Linked DNA regions of Homo sapiens: region 2 is linked to region 1. A link is an interaction called in ENCODE POLR2A ChIA-PET data of the cell type or tissue named here. Cell type or tissue: OCI-LY7. All regions are shown on one strand.

Region 1 (8,000 bases):
TGGGATTACGAGTATGAGCCGCCGGGTGCGGTGGCTCCCGCCTGTAATCCCAGCACTTTGGGAGGCTGAGACAGGTGGATCACGAGGTCAGGAGATCGAGGCCATCCTGGCTAACACAGTGAAACCCCGTCTCTACTAAAAACACAAAAAATTAGCCAGGCGTGGTAGTGGGCGCCTGTAGTCCCAGCTACTCGGGAGGCTGAGGCAGGAGAATGGCATGAACTCGGGAGGTGGAGGATGCAGTGAGCCGAGATCGCGCCACTGCACTCCAGCCTGGGCGACAGAGCAAGACTCCATCTCAAAAAAAAAAGTACGAGCCACCGCGCCCAGCCATAATCTTTTAATGGAATTTTTTTCACTTGTTTCATCACCCAAACCGAAACCCATCAGCACACCCATATCTTAAGATAACAATAACAGGCCAACACGGTGGCTCACACCTGTAATCCCAGCACTTTGAGAGGCTGAGGCGGGCAGATCACAAGGTCAGAAGTTCAAGACCAGCCTGGCCAACATAGTGAAACCCCGTCTCTACTAAAAATACAAAAATTAGCTGGGTGTGATGAGACGTGCCTGTAATCCCAGCTACTCGGGAGGCAAAGGCATGAGAATCACTTGAACCCAGGAGGCAGAGGTTGTAGTGAGCCAAGATCGCTCCACTGCACTCCAGCCTGGTGACAGAGCAAGACTCCGTCTCAAAAAAAAAAAAAACAATAACAAGGAGTCAGTATTTCTCCTGGAACTACCTGATGTTAAAGACAAATTGTATAAAAGATATGTGCAAATCAAACAACTACATTAACTTTCTCTCAATGCTCTGTGCAAATGGCACCCACCACGACCAAGCCATGCACTGCAGTAACATTCCCAGCTCTCTGGGCCACCCAAGCACTGTGTAACATTCTTGTAACATATCCTATCCTGTGTTCCCTTCACATTATATACATCTCTTACCCCTTACAAAATGTAAGTACTTAAGGGTGGGAAGGACCATGCCTTATTTATATCTTCAAAAGATAGTTATATGCTTAAGACAATTTCCATAACCACCACTTCAAAACAGAAAACGTAAGTATTTATTGGTAATACAGCACCACCTAACAATACATCTGTCAATTAAATCAGTCAATTAATCTGTCAATTAAATCAGAATTTGGTTGTTGGAAATTTCTGTAAGTTGCCATTATAGTACACTTTGCTCTTTACTGCAGAAATGTGATAATTTCTTTGGTTACTCTGATGGCCTCTTTTCCTCCTTACTGATTTCTCAGTTATGATCTATAATTAGGTCAAGTTTCTGAAGAGATCTGAGATTACAGCAAAATAACCAACAATATAATTCATCTTATAGTTCATTCACAAAATTCAACATTCAAAAAAGATTCCTCTCTCTTTTTTTTTTTTTTTGTAAAGACGGAGTTTTGCTCTGTCACCCGTGCCAGAGCACAATGGCTTGATCTCAGCTCACTGCAACTTCTGCCGCCTGGGTTAAAGTGGTTCACCTGCCTCAGCCTCCTGAGTAGCTGGGGCAACAGGCACATGCCACCACGCCCAGCTAATTTTTTTGTATTTTTAGTAGAGATGGGGTTTCACCATGTTGGCCAAGCTGGTCTTGATCTCCTGACCTCAAGTGACCCACCCGCCTTGGCCTCCCAAAGTGCTGGGACTACAGGCGTGAGCCACCGAGCCCGGCCTTCAATCACATCTGCACACATTTCTATTTACGGATTACAATGAGGTATGAATACAATGCTATGTATGAATACTTCATTTCTGGCAATGCTGCAAAAATTAGGCCTCATACAGACTAATTTGGCTAAAAGCTCTGCACTGGGTAATTCAATAAACATTTATTGTTAGCTCAGGATCACCTTTGATACCTTATACGGTATATGAGTTTTACTGCATGGATTTGTGACAACAGTTGCTGGGAGAAAGGAGGGGCTCAGGTTTCAGGTACATACACAGAGGCATAAACTTATCCATACCAAACATTTTACATATAGATATTATAAGTGCCTCAAGTGGCCGGGCACGGTGGCTCACGCCTGTAATCCCAGCACTTTGGGAGACCAAGGCGGGTGGATCACAAGGTCAGGAGATCGAGACCATCCTGGCTACCACGGTGAAACCCCGTCTCTAATAAAAATACAAAAAAAATTAGCCAGGCATGGTGGCACGTGCCTGTGGTCCCACCTACTCGGGAGGCTGAGGCAGGAGAATCGCTTGAACCTGGGAGGCGGAGGTTGCAGTGAGCCAAGATCACACCACTGCACTCCAGCCTGGCCGACAGAGCGAGACTCAGTCAAAAAAAAAAAAAAAAAAAAGCCTCATAACCACTCATTTAATAGAGAGAGAAAATTCAACATGAGAATGACCTGCCTCCTGACAATATTAATGTAAAAAAAAAATTTTTTTTTTGAGACAGAGTCTCGTTCTATCACCCAGGTTGGAGTGCAGTGGCGCAATCTTGGCTCACTGCAACCTCAGCCTCCCGGGGTCAAGTGATTCTCCTGCCTCAGCCCCCCAAGTAGCTGGGATTACAGGCATGCGCCACCACGCCCGGCTAATTTTTGTATTTCTAGTAGAAAGGGGGTTTCGCCATGTCGGCCAGCCTGGTCTCAAACTCCTGACCTCAGGTGATCCACCCGCCTCAGCCTCCCAAAGTGCTGAGATTCACAGGCATGAGCCACGACGCCCGGCCAATACGAAGGTAAAAAAAATTAAAAACTAAAAAAATAATGACAATCAGCATCACACAAGTAAATGCAGCAAAGACAAAAAGGTCTGTCCAATGCCCATGCCTAAACACATGGCTCTCAAGCTGCCATATGTCAATACTCCTTAGAAGCACTTATTCAAAAGTGAAGATTCCCAGATTCCACCTCTAGAGGACCTGATTCACTAAGTCTGAAGTGATGCCCAGGAACCTGCATCCTCCAAAGACTTAACACTGGTGGTACTCAGCCCATATATATTTTTAAAATTTCAGCCGGGTGCGGTGGCTCATGCCTGTAATCCCAGCACTTTGGGACGCAGAGGTGGGTGCATCACGAGGTCAGGAATTCAAGACCAGCCTGACCAATATGGCGAAACCCCATCTCTACTAAAAATATATTTTTAAAAATTAGCCGGGCGTGGTGGCGCGTGCCAGTAGTCCCACCTATTCGGGAGGCTGAGGCAGGAGAATCGCTTAAATCTGGGAGGCAGAGGTTGCAGTGAGCTAAGATCACGCCACTGTACTCCAGCCTGGGCGACAGAGCAAGACTCCGTCTCAAAAAAAGAAAAAAAGAAAAAGAAAAAAAATTCAACTTTTAGCTGAGATTCAGGGGGTACATGATGTGCAGGACTGTTACAAGGGTATATTGTATGGCGGCCGGGCGCGGTGTCTCACGCCTGTAATCCCAGCACTGTAGGAGGCCGAGGCAGGTGGATCATCTGAGGTCAGGATTTCGAGACCAGCCTGACCAACATGGTGAAAGCCCGCCTCTACTAAAAATACAAAAATTAGCCGGCCGTGGCAGTAGGAGCCTGTAGTCCCACCTACGCGGGAGGCTGAGGCAGGAGAATTGCTTGAACCCGGGAGGCGGAGGTTGCAGTGAGCCAAGATTGCGCCACTGCACTCCAACCTGGGCAACAGAGCAAGTTTCCGTCTCAAAAAAAAAAAAAATCTATAAAGTATTTATCAACACATCTTTTAAGAGGAACTAAAGAAATAAAGAGAAAATAAAGTACTTACAGTACTTAAAGTACGCTAGTACGAAACTGTACAAACACTGTTAGTGTCATGCGGACCTGCCCAAGGCTCAAAAGCCCAAATGAAAGGAAAGGGACCAAGAGCGTGAAGATCCCGCCTCTCCGCGCTCACCTTCCCCATACATCCCTCTGCTCAACAGCTCTCCTCAGCTTCTCACTGGAACTGACAGCTCGGAAGGGGGTTTGACTGCGCAGCCCGCGCACTAGAGAAAGGGGCGGGCATGTGGCCCTAGAGGCGGGCCCAGGAAATTCAAAACAAGCCCGCAGAGGTGCAGGCCTGCCAGCCCCTGCCTTACCGGCTTGCTCCCCTTCGCGGCGGCCGTACCTACCCGGGACCCCACGGCTCACCTTTACCCGGAGCCGCAGGACCTGAGGCTGAACCTGAGACGACCGTGGCCCCCGAAGCGCCAGTGCCCGGAGGGTCGGGGGCCGCAGGGCCAGGGGCCGAGGCGGTCACCCGGCTGAGAAGCGCGCTGGTCACCTCAGCGCCGGCGCTGTCCACCTCTCCCGGGGCTCCGGAGCCCGCCACTGCCTCCTCCAGCAGCCCGGCCTCACGGCGCAGCGCCTCTTCGGCCTCGCGGAGTTTGCTCTGCCGTAGGAACTGCAGCACGGCCAGTAGAGTCTGTCGGTCATGCGGAGCGCCGGCGTCCGGAGCAGCGGCGGGCACCGGGGCCGCCCCCGCCGGGGCAGCGGCGGAGACAGCCACCGTGGGCTTGGGGGTCCCGCCATCCCCGCCAGTGGACGACGACGCCGCAACGTTCCCGCCGCCGCCGTTGGGGCCGTTGTTGGTAGTGCCGCCGCTACCCTCGCCTGCGCCGTCCCCCGCCTGCGGAGGTAGCAGCGTTGGCGGTCCCTCAGGCTCTAGCTTGACCGCCACCTCCGTCTGCTCCTCCGCCAGCGCCGCCATCTTGCGGCTGAGCCACCTCGCGCCGTCAAGCGTGATTGCATTTTCGCCACATGGAGGGCGGGGAGGAGCATTTCACGACAACTCTAGTAGGCCATTTACGGCAGTAGGAGGAGCGAAAAGGAAGGAGAAACGGAATAGGAAAGAGAGCAACTTTCAAAACCGAGCGAAAGAAAGGCAGGAAGTGGGCATTGGTGACCACCTATTACATTTGCCTGAGAATAATTGCCATTTATTGCAGGCCAGCTATATTTAGGCATTATGATAGATGTTTTACATTATGTGATCTCCTTCAATTCAATAATCTTTTTCTTTTTTCTTTTTTTTTTTTTTGAGACGGAGTTTCGCTCTTGTCGCCCAGGCTGTTAAGCGATTCTCCTGCCTCAGCCTCCCCAGTAGCTAGGATTACAGGCATGCGCCACCACGCCCTGCTACAATTAAATAATCTTATGAGGTAATATTATCCCCACCTCGCAGATGGCTCAGTTGAAACCAAGAGAGGTTAAATAACTTACCAGAGGCAAGAAGAAAGTCCAAATGTCAACATTCGAATCCACGTATTTAACTCAAAAACATATACCATTTGCCAGAGGGAGGCTTCCGAGATACTGGTAGTTTTACATTTTGACCTGAATAGTGCTTACTTTTTTTTTTTTTTTGTCATTTTTACTTTTGTAAAAGTTAATCGAGCTGCATGCATTACATTACATTTATTTATTTATTTAACTTTTGAGACGGAGTGTCGCTCTGTCGCCCAGGCTGGAGTGCAGTGGCCCGATCTCAGCTCACTGCAATCTCTGCCTCCTGGGTTCAAGCGATTCTCCTGCCTGAGCCTCCCGAGTAGCTGGGATTACAGACGTGTGCCACCACGCCCGGCTAATTTTTGTATTTTCAGTAGAGACAGGGTTTCGCCATGTTGGCGAGGCTGGTCTCCAACTCCTGACCTCAGGTGATCCACCGGCCTCAGCCTCCCAAAGTGCTGGGATTACAGGCGTGAACCACTGCGCCTGGCCCGTATACATTACATTTCAATAAAAAGTTTTTAACGCCAGGTGCGGTGGCTCACGCCTGTAACCCCAGCACTTTGGGAGGCCGAGGCGGGCGGATCATGAGATCAGGAATTAGAGACCAGCCTGACCAACACGGCAAAACCCCGCCTCTACTAAAAATACAAAAAATTAGCCAGGCATGGTGGTGCGCCCCTGTAATCCCAGCTACTCGGGAGGCTGAGACAGAAGAAGAGCTTGAACCCGGGAGACGGAGGTTGCAGTGAGCCGAGATCCCGCCACTGCACTCCAGCCTGCGCGACAGTACGAGACTCCGTCTCAAAAAAAAAGTTTTTAAATACCAGAATGTTGTGGTTGTGAAATATGTACGTTATGTATTCATGCTATTATCCGTTATTACAAATAAACCATTTTAATTGTATATTTAAAAATCATGGCCACACGCAGTGGCACATACCTGTAGTCCCAGCACTTTGGGAGGCCGAGGCGGGTGGATCACCCGAGGTCAGGAGTTCGAGACCAGCCTAGCTAACATGATGAAACGCCATCTCTACTAAAAATATAAAAATTTAGCCAGGTGTGGTGGCGGGCACCTGTAATCCCAGCTACTCGGGAGGCTGAAACAGAGGAATCACCTGAACCCAGGAGGCGGAGGTTGCAGTGAGCCGAGATCGCACCATTGCACTTCAGCCTGGGCAGCAAGAACAAAACTCCGTCTCAGGAAAAAAAAAAAAAAAAAAAAAAATCATATATGCCATTTTGCAATGTGCTTCATAGGTTATAAAACCCTCCTGCATATTTTATCTCATTGGAAACTTGTAACTCTGTGGAATAGGTACAGACGAGAAAAGTGAGCCTGAGACATTGGGAAAATCTAGCACAGCCGTTCAAGTTATTGGTTTTGAGGTCTTACCAGCGTCCTTTGACCCTGCTTACTTTTAAAAAATATTTTATTTTATTAATTAGAGATCTGAAGCCTTACTATATTGCCTAGGCTGGCCTTGAACTCCTGGGCTCAAGCAGTCTCTCACCTCAGCCTCCCAAGTAGCTGAGACTACAGGCACAGACCACCTGGCTTGACCTTGCTTACTGGCTGAATAACCTGGAGCAAGTTACTTAATTTACTATGTCCCAGTTGCCTAATTTTTTTTTTTTTTTTTTGAAACGGAGTTTCACTCTTGTTGCCCAGGCTGGAGTGCAATGGCGCCATGTCGGCTCACTGCAACCTCCACCACTCAGGTTTAAGCAATTATTCTGCCTCAGCCTCCCGAGTAGCTGGGATTACAGGCATGTGCCACATCAGGCCCAGCTAATTTTGTATTTTTAGTAGAGACAGGGTTTCTCCATGTTGGTTAGGCTGGTCTCGATCTCCCGAACTTAGGTGGTCCACCTGCCTCGGCCTCCCACAGTGCTGGGATTACAGGCGTGAGCCACCACGCCTGGCCCCAGTTGCCCAATTTCTAACAAAAAAATAATAGTAGTTACGTCATAGTGTTTTGAGAATTAAATGAGGTAATGCATATGCAATACCTAGTATGTAATAAATAACCATTGGTTATTTCTACTTCACTTTAAAAGGTGTTCTGTAAATGTTTGATTAAGAAAGTGCAAGCATAATGTTCAAAAGTGATCCCGAGACTGAAATGCAAAGCTAATCTAGGGATAGGGGTGGCGGCTCATGCCTGTAATCCCAGCACTTTAGGAGCTGAGATGAAGGTTGCAGTGAGCCGAGATTGTGCCATTGCACTCCAGCCTGGGCCACAGAGCGAGACTCCAGCTCAAAAAAATAAATAAATAAATAAATAAAATAAAATACTGAGTGTGACCCATTAAATTGATCTTAACTGAATTAATTTTTTTTCTTTTTTTTTTTTTCTTTTTTTTTGAGACGGAGTCTCACTCTGTCGCCCAGGCTGGAGTGCAGTGGCCGGATCTCAGCTCACTGCAAGCTCCACCTCCTGGATTTAGGCCATTCTCCTGCCTCAGCCTCCCGAGTAGCTGAGACTACAGGCGCCCACCACCATGCCTGGCTAATTTTTTGTATTTTCAGTAGAGATAGGGTTTCACCGTGTTAGCCAGGATGGTCTCGATCTCCTGACCTCGTGATCCGCCCGCCTCGGCCTCCCAAAGTGCTGGGATTACTGGCGTGAGCCACCGCGCCCGGCCTGAATTAATTTTTTTTCAATCTCAGCTCACTGCAAATTCCACCTCCCAGGTTCAAGTGATTCTCATGCCTCAGCCTCCCGAGTAGCTGGGATTACAGGTGTGCACTACCATGCCCAACTAATTTTTATATTTTTAGTAGAGATGCGGTTTTGTCATGTTGGCCAGGC
Region 2 (8,000 bases), 310 kb before region 1:
GCATTTTTTCATTTTCTTAAGAGACAGGGTTTCACCATATTGCCCAGGCTGGTCTCAAACTCCCAAGCTCCTCAAGCAGTCCACCCACCTCGGCCTCCCAAAGTGCTGGATTATAGATATGAGCCACCGCATCTGGCCGATCTGCATTTTGTGTGTGTGCGCGCGCGCGCGCGGGCGCGTGTGTGTGTGTGATGGAGTCTCACTCTGTCACCCAGGCTGGAGTGTGGTAGTGCGATCTTGGCTCACTGCAACCTCTGCCTCTTGGGTTCAAGTGATTCTCCCGCCTCAGCCTCCTGAGTAGCTGGGACTACAGGTACCCTCCACAACACCTGGCTAATTTTTGTATTTTTAGTAGAGACAGGGTTACACCATGTTGGCCAGGCAGATCCTCCTGCCTTGGCCCCCCAGAGTGCTGGGATTATAGGCGTGAGCCACTGCACCCAGCCAATCTGCATTTTTGACAGGCTTCCCAGGGCTTCTGAAATCAAGCTAGGGTTGCGTCTTTGATGGGTCATCCATGTGGGTTGATGGCCATGTTCAGGGTAGACAGGCAGCAAGATGGCAGGGGGATTGGCATCCCCAAGATGAATGGTGCCTGGATGATGCCTGGATGGGACTGCTCCTTGAAGAACATTCAGTTGTCTCCTGAGATGGGAGGGTGGGCTACGGGGGCAGGAATGGAGGACAGGACTCCCAAGTCTCTTACCCCTGAAACACAGCCCAGCATTTGGAGTCTTGGAGAATGGCTATCTGAGGGGCCTACCCAGCCCTGACCTGATGAGAGACACCATCTGCCTTTCATTTCCAGAAGGTTTTGTTGCTGGGGGAGGAAATACCCAAATTGTGGTCCAGCAAAGAAATGTTTCCCACCGTGGCCCACGGCCAGAAAGTCACTGGTTCCTCACTTCAGCGTTTGGTTTATAGACACGTGACAGAAGAGGCAACCTTTCCAGTGATGACAAAGCCGGCGGAAAAACAAAGACATGGGGGAAATGTGCATTACTTATTGTTTTAGCACCTTTTTCTAATCTAAAGTTACTTTTAGAAACAGAAAAGTGGTGTGTGTAACTTAGTCGGCACGTGGCATTTTTAGAATTGGTCTGTTTCGAAGTGTGAAAGAAAAAAATATTTTTTTCCTGAGTTTCCATAAAACTTAGAAGTTTACAGGAAAATCATGCTTTTCCCTGACTCTCTTCTTTCTGCCTTGCCCCCTGGATTTCATCATTGCCATGTGTGGCCCAAGCAGCCAGCTTGAAAATGTATTTTGTTATTTATTGTTAGAATAAAGTCTTGCACCAAGACAACTGGGTCATGTTAGAAAGTCCCTTTGCTTCCTTGTGCTCAGAAACAGAGTTTGCTGGGTGTGGTGGTTCACGCCTGTAATCCCAGCACTTTGGGAACCTGAGGTGGGAGGATCACTTGAGCCCAGGAGCTTGAGACCAGCCTGGGCAACCTAGTGAGACCCCTTCTCTACAAAAATAAAAAATTAGTCCAGTGTGGTGGCACACACCTGTGGTTTCAGCTACTCGGGAGGGCAAAGAAGGATTGTTGAGCCCAGGAGGTTAAAGCTGCAGTGAATGGTGATCGCACCACTGCACTCCAGCCTGGGCAATAGAGCAAGACCCTATCTCAAAATAAAACATAAAGAAGGCAGGCCGGGTGTGGTAGCTCACGCCTGTAATCCCAGCACTTTGGGAGGCCGAGTTGGGCGGATTACTTGAGGTCAGGAGTTTGAGACCAGCCTGGCCAACATGGTGAAACCCTGTCTCTACAAAAATACAAAAATTAGCTTGGTGTCGTGGTGGGCGCCTGTAATCCCAGTTACTCAGGAGGCTGAGGCAGGAGAATCACTTGAACCGGGGAGGCAGAGGTTGCAGTGAGCAGAGATGGCGCCATTGCACTCCAGCCTGGGTGACAGAGCGAGACTCTATCTCAAAAAATAAATAAATAAATAAAATAAAAGAGAAGGCAGAGCTGGCCATCTCTTCACCATCCTCCCCCTTGTCACTGCTTCTGGATCCCTGTGAGTAAGGGTGTCCTCAGCTCAGCCCTGGAGCACCTTAGGCTCTTTGAGTGTTGGAAGAGGATCAGGTCTGGGTACATAACTTCCCAGCTGGAGGGTCAGATCCTTGCTATGCTAAGCAGTGATGACAGGCTGGTGACAACAGACCAAACTAAGACTGTCTTTGTATGTTGGCAATGGCCCCCCCAGGGGGACCTTGCAAATATGCAGATTTTAACATCCCTCATTTCAGATCTGTCAGGGTGGGACAAGTTCTTCTGGCCTGTGAGCTCCTGCCATACACAGTCCTGGAGCCTGCTGGCTCTGAGTTGCTCATTTGCATTTGGCCACAGGGTTCTGGTCAGGGGAACTCCCCTCTCCCCCACCCTTCCTCCATGACTTGGCTCGCTCCTTCTGCTCCAAGCCCATGGCTCAGTGGACACTAGGCAGCTGTCTCCTGGGGCGCAGGGAGGGTACCCTTGAAGGCTAGTGGATAGGAAGCAAGTTTCTGAATGGACACTGGTACTAGGTCTTCCTTCTGGGATGAGGTGGCTCCTTCCAGACTAAAGCTGGCTTTTCTGGCTCTGGCTGTGCCTGCCTTCTAGGTTTGTCTACTGCACATCTGACAGGTCTTGTGATGGAACCTCAGTGATACCAAGATGGAGACAATGAGGTCCTTGTCCTCAGAGGACTCCTGGCCAGATGGGGGAGGTGGGCAAGGAAACAGCAGTTTTAAAACAGTGTCACAAGTGCTGCACGGGGCTGGGGCCACGCCATGTAGGGGTCTCTGAGCAAGGCACACAGACCTGCATGGCTGCTGAGCCTAATTTACTGAGCTTTCTAAATGGGTCAGCTGGGTGAAGAGGACAGTACCTGTGCAGAGGACATCTGTTCAGTGGTAGGAGCCACTGTCCCCATGTGCCACGTCTTCCATGTGGGGCATCTCTTTCATAGCCCTGGAGCACCTACTGTGTGGTTCTGTTTCAGAGGAGCTATTGCAGATTGCTACTTGTTCAATAAAATTATTGAAGTTTAAAATGTTCTAATTAATATGTGTTGGCCCAGGAGCCACCTCCCACCTTTTCCTTATTGTTAGGAAGAGCCCAGCCGTTTCCTGGGAGACAAAGGAGGCCATGAATCTTGACTCCTTGTGATTCCAGGATCACTGTCCTGCAGCCAGGTTCCTGACACTAGGAGATGCACATGAAATATCCTCCATCAGGGAAGGAATCTCCCTCCAGTGAGAACTCCCGAGAGGCTGATGATTGACCAGGATTGACAGGACAGGGAAAGAGCAGCCCTTTCACATCCCAGGTCAAGACCAGTGAGGCCCAGAGAAGTGTCCCAACCTTCCCACGCTGGGAAAGGCAACCAGGGCCAGGGCTGAGCACTGAGCACCAGGCCTCCTTCCTGGCTTCTCCCCTCTCTGGAAGCTTAGCATTAGACAGAGCCGCCGAGCTGTGGTGCTGAAGGGTTAACTCGGGGCTCCCCAGAGAGCCGCACACTCCCGACCCTCTCATCTTCCAGGCCCTCTCAGCTGCAGCCTTCTGGGCATAGCTGGGTCACGTGAGAGCCAGATGTGGGGATTTCCCAAGCAGTGGTGTGTGCGTGCGCACTGCGTGCATGCACAGCTCTGTTTACGTGGCATCTCAGCGCTCAGGGGATTGGTCTGGACCCACGCAGAGGAGGGGAGGGATGGGGTAAGGAAAGGCTCAGGGGCTCCCAGCAAACACCATGGGAGGCTGCACCAAGCCCTGCTCCCCCCAGACATTACACATGAACGGGTCGTTCCTGCTCCGGCTCCTGTTTCCTGTAGCGTCCATCCTGCCAGAGACTGTACTGCTTAGGGGTAATTTTTCTAAAAATCTCTTTGAAGGGCATTAAAGCAGATGCTGGGAGCCAACGCCCTTCAGGGTGTTCTGCAGGCTCGGAGGCCTGCACGGGAGCCACTGTGCCCAGCACAAGCCAGGCCTGTATGCCTGTATGTGGTTCCGGAGGCCAAGCCTGGACTAGAGAGGGCAGAGCCGTGGGTATCAAGAGGGTCCTGGGGCAGTGGGGTAGCCGGGCCTCAGTTTTCCATGCACCCTTGGGCTTGAGAGCAGTGAGTATTCATCTTTCCATCAGCCACTGAGGGTTAATTGGGCACCTCCTGCATTCAAGGTGTTGTGGGGTGCTGACAGGGATAAGGCCTTGAAGGAACTAAAGGTCTGATTGAAGAGACTCATAACAAATCTTTAATAAGCACCTACTATGCGCTATGCGCTTGCTAGGACTATAGCCCTAACCAGACGTTTGGAGCCAGTGGGAACAGTCAGTGAACAAAGATCCTGCCCAGGGCATGATAAGGGAGACAGAAAACCTTGAAAAGTGGGTGTCCTCAACCTCAGTCCAGGAATGAATTCTCCTCCTACCCCTGACCCCCCATCCCCACCCCTGTCTTGCACCAGTGGATGGCAGCGTCCAGCCAGATGTCCCTGAGGCTCCGTGAGCCCTACCCCAAAGATGGGTCCAGTTATACCTTCAAGGCCTCCAGGACTCAGCCCTGCCGTCTCCTCCCTCAGACCTTCCGGGACCCAGCCTGTCTCCCCAAACCTACATGACTCCTGAAGCAGACAGGAATGCTGGGGACGGTGTCTGTGGTTGTGTGTCTGATGCTTTGAGACAGAGGGTGGAGAGTCAGATGGTCTCAACCAGGGGCCGTTGATGCTCCCGAAATAGTTGGCGGTTGATTCATTGATAATCCGATAGCAAGAGTCCAGTCTGGAGAGAAGGAGACATTCCACATTTTGTTGTCCGGGGAGGGGAATGTCTGTCCTGAGTCCGTTGCTATTGACTCCATCACTCACTCGCGGCTCTCAGGGAGACTGAGCCAGGGAGGAGGCGGATTGCAAGACTCGGGGCTGGAGACCAGCGACTGCTGACTTCATCCCACTGCCCAGCCTCTCTGCTGCTCCTTCTCTGTGTGAACGCAAATACTGGCTTTGGCTCGGGCTTCTGGGGGAGCTGGAGGGTGGGGGAATTGGAGGGAGGATCTCCCAGTAAGTGAGGGAGGACCACCAAGGCAGGCCACCCCAGGGAGGGAGGTGGCTGGGATCCTGGAACTCAGAACAAACTTGAGTTTGTCTCTTCTCTGCACACAAATGCCCTGGGGTGGGGAGAGGTGAGAACCTGAGAACTGAGGGGGAGGCCGCAACCCAAGGGGCTGCCATGGGTTGGGCAGCAGCTGCTGGGATCAGAGAGGCTCTGAACCTGCCAGCCTCCCTGGCCAGCACCCCTCTGTCCACCCACGGCACCTCTCACTAACCCAGCACCTATCTTTAACCAGGAAGCTTCCGGTCTTCTCAGCAGGGTGGAGGGAGGTGACAGAACTACCTGCTACTCCCTGCCAGGGCAGCCCCTTCTAGGCAGCCTCAGTGCTCCTAGGGCATCCTTGGCTTCTCCGTCCACACCCACTTAGGCTGGGCTGACCCTTCTGGCCCCAGGCTTGGCCTAGGCAGGCACCCTTGGACTTAGTCCCTAAGGGGCTGTGGAGGGTCTCCAGGCCCAGCCCCCACTGCACCCCATCCCCCGCCTGAGCAGGGAAACTGCTCCTTGACTGCATAACCCAGGGCCAGAGGGTCAATAGTGCATTCCTACCCTGGGTTGGGCTGCCCCCACACGTGTTCTGGATTCCAGGGAATGAGGCAAGTCCTTTCTTGCTGCATTTACGAAAAGCAGCAGAAATAAAGAAAGCCTTGGCCAGTGGCCAGGGAGGATCAGAAAATGACATCCCCCATGAGGACCCTTTGTTCCCAATTCCTGGCCAGCCTGCCTGGGCTTAAGTCTGATGCCATCACTTCTTGCTGTAGGGCCTTGGGAAAGAACCTTAACTTTTCTTTTTTTTTTCCCCCGAGACGGAGTTTCGCTCTTGTTGCCCAGGCTGGAGTGCAATGGCGCGATCTCGGCTCACTGCAACCTCCGCCTCCCGGATTCAAGCAATTCTCCTGCCTCAGCCGCCCAAGTAGCTGAGATTACAGGCATGCACCACTATGCCTGGCTAATTTTATATTTAGTAGAGATGGGGTTTAACATGTTGGACAGGCTGGTCTCGAACTCCTGACCTCAGATGATCCACCCACCTCAGCCTCCCAAAGTGCTAAGGTTACAGGCGTGAGCCACCGCACAAGGCCAGAGCCTTAACTTTTCTGTGCCTCACTTTCCTCATCTGTAAATTACAGACTGTTGTGAAGATTAAACAAGAAAATGCTCATAAATGTTTAGCACAGCACCTAGCATGAATGTTAAGTAAGTGGAAACTGGTATAATTATTCTAGCTCCAGCCCTACGACTTATTTGCTGTGTGATCTTAGGCAAGTCTCTTCTCCTCTCTGGTTCTGAGACCCTAAATAGTCCTTCCAGCCTGTGGGGGTACCACCAAGAAGCCAAAGATGTAGCAGAGAGAGGGGACCTGGAGACAAACAATGGCCTGGCTTTCCATTTGGGATTTGCTTTCTGTCTTTAAGAAGATATCCATCAGAAATTCAGCTCTACTAGATTTCTTCTTGAGTACTTCTGTTTATTTAGCTCAGTGGCCCCAAACCCTCAGGTCTTGGGCATAGCTAGCTACATAATTTGCAGGATCCACTGCAAAATGAAAATGAAGACTCTCTCATTCATAAATTATTGATGAAACCCCTGACAGAAGAGCATTAAATCAGCTGCAGGGACCCTTCTAAACCTGGGACCCTAGGCCACTGCCCAGATCACACCTCCACGAAGCCAGCTCTGCCTTGGAGGCTCTGAGTGTAGGAGCAGGCCTGGGGTCCGAGCTGCTGCAATAACAGTATTCACCCCTCGCCCTCCAGTGCAAGGGCACTCTTTTTTCATGCCATGGGTATCTCTGACCAGCTGGCTGCTGCTTATCCTGGAACAAGCTTTTGTAGAGTTGCCCACATCAGAAGCAGCTCACACACTAAACAACTGCCCCCTGGACCAGACTTCCACCCAGGTGTGCTTGGATTGGAAGTCATACCTGAACTATTTGTTTTCTGTCATCTTAATTGGTGTTTGTTTTTGTTTTTTTGTTTTGTTTTATTTTGTTTTGTTTGTTTGTTTGTTTGTTTGTTTTTAAGAGACAGAGCCTTGCTCTGTTGTCCAGGCTGGAGTGCGGTGGCGTGATCTCAGCTCACTGCAAGCTCCACTTCCCAGGTTCAAGCAATTTTCCTGCCTCAGCCTCCTGAGTAGCTGGGATTACAGGCATACACCACCACGCCTGGCTAATTTTTGTATTTTTAGTAGAGACGGGGTTTCACCATGTTGGCCAGGCTGGTCTCAAACTCCTGACCTCCTGATCTGCCTGCCTTAGCCTCCCAAAGCACTAGGATTACAGGCGTGAGCCACCGCGCCCAGCCTGGTGCCATGTTTTTTAAGACTTTTAAAGAATTACGAATTGGCCATCCGTGTTTTTCCCAGATGACATTCACGTGGCTTTCACTGTTACGCCTCAGCTTCTGCTGCTCTGAGCATGACAACCTGTTTCAGGTCCTCTAAAGTGAGTATCACATAGGCCAAACTACTTTGTAAAGGACCGATAACCCTGTTGGGCTGTCGTAAAGATATGAGTTGCTGTGTGCCTATACAGTAGTGCCTACCACAAGGAAGTGCCCTGTTCATGGCAACAATGACAATTACTGTTACTACTGAATAATAGGACTAGCATCTCTTAGGCCCTAATTATTTGATGGCCTGAAAGTGGTGGCCGAATTTCCTGGTTTCCTAACCAGAAAGGAAAAGAAACGTGGAGTCTGCAGGAAACCTAAGAAATCTAGCCCTGTACAAAGTTTAGTTGTATGGGAGAGGAAAGGCTTAAACTGCAGCAGTTATTTAGAAACCAGTTCAAAACTGCAATGAGGTAAGAACAGTATTCCCAAAGAGAGAGAGGGCTTGAGTGCTCCAGTGTGTAGAGATACTGAAGGATGGAAGGGCATGGAGAAGACAGGGAGGTGTTCATTCCATCGGG

The links. Peaks named below come from ENCODE experiments on the same cell type or tissue, not always from the same donor. Only the 100,000 strongest peaks of a DNase experiment are listed, where the experiment ranks them.
Region 2: POLR2A ChIA-PET joins it to region 1 with 11 read pairs; 3 of 35 experiments call an interaction of 5 or more read pairs at or near these places.

What each region holds. Positions count from the first base shown.
Region 1 is chr10:103,364,653-103,372,652 of GRCh38, reverse strand. It overlaps TAF5 (TATA-box binding protein associated factor 5), which reads right to left and starts at 4,677. Exons shown (of 11, transcript NM_006951.5): 1 at 4,105-4,677. The coding sequence starts at 4,663. RefSeq lists enhancers at 3,375-3,444, 4,575-4,814, 4,567-4,861 and a silencer at 3,905-4,444. In OCI-LY7, no CTCF peak of the experiment used is centred here; DNase peaks (open chromatin) are centred at 3,972 and 4,722; H3K4me3 peaks cover 2,721 bases; H3K27ac peaks cover 2,091 bases.
Region 2 is chr10:103,673,932-103,681,931 of GRCh38, reverse strand. The region is part of intron 6 of SH3PXD2A (SH3 and PX domains 2A); the gene reads left to right. Among named protein-coding and RNA genes, the nearest start is that of SH3PXD2A-AS1, 69 kb to the left of the region's middle. RefSeq lists enhancers at 3,315-3,484, 3,495-3,554. In OCI-LY7, a CTCF peak has its summit at 1,784; DNase peaks (open chromatin) are centred at 3,591 and 5,355; H3K4me3 peaks cover 1,534 bases; H3K27ac peaks cover 1,461 bases.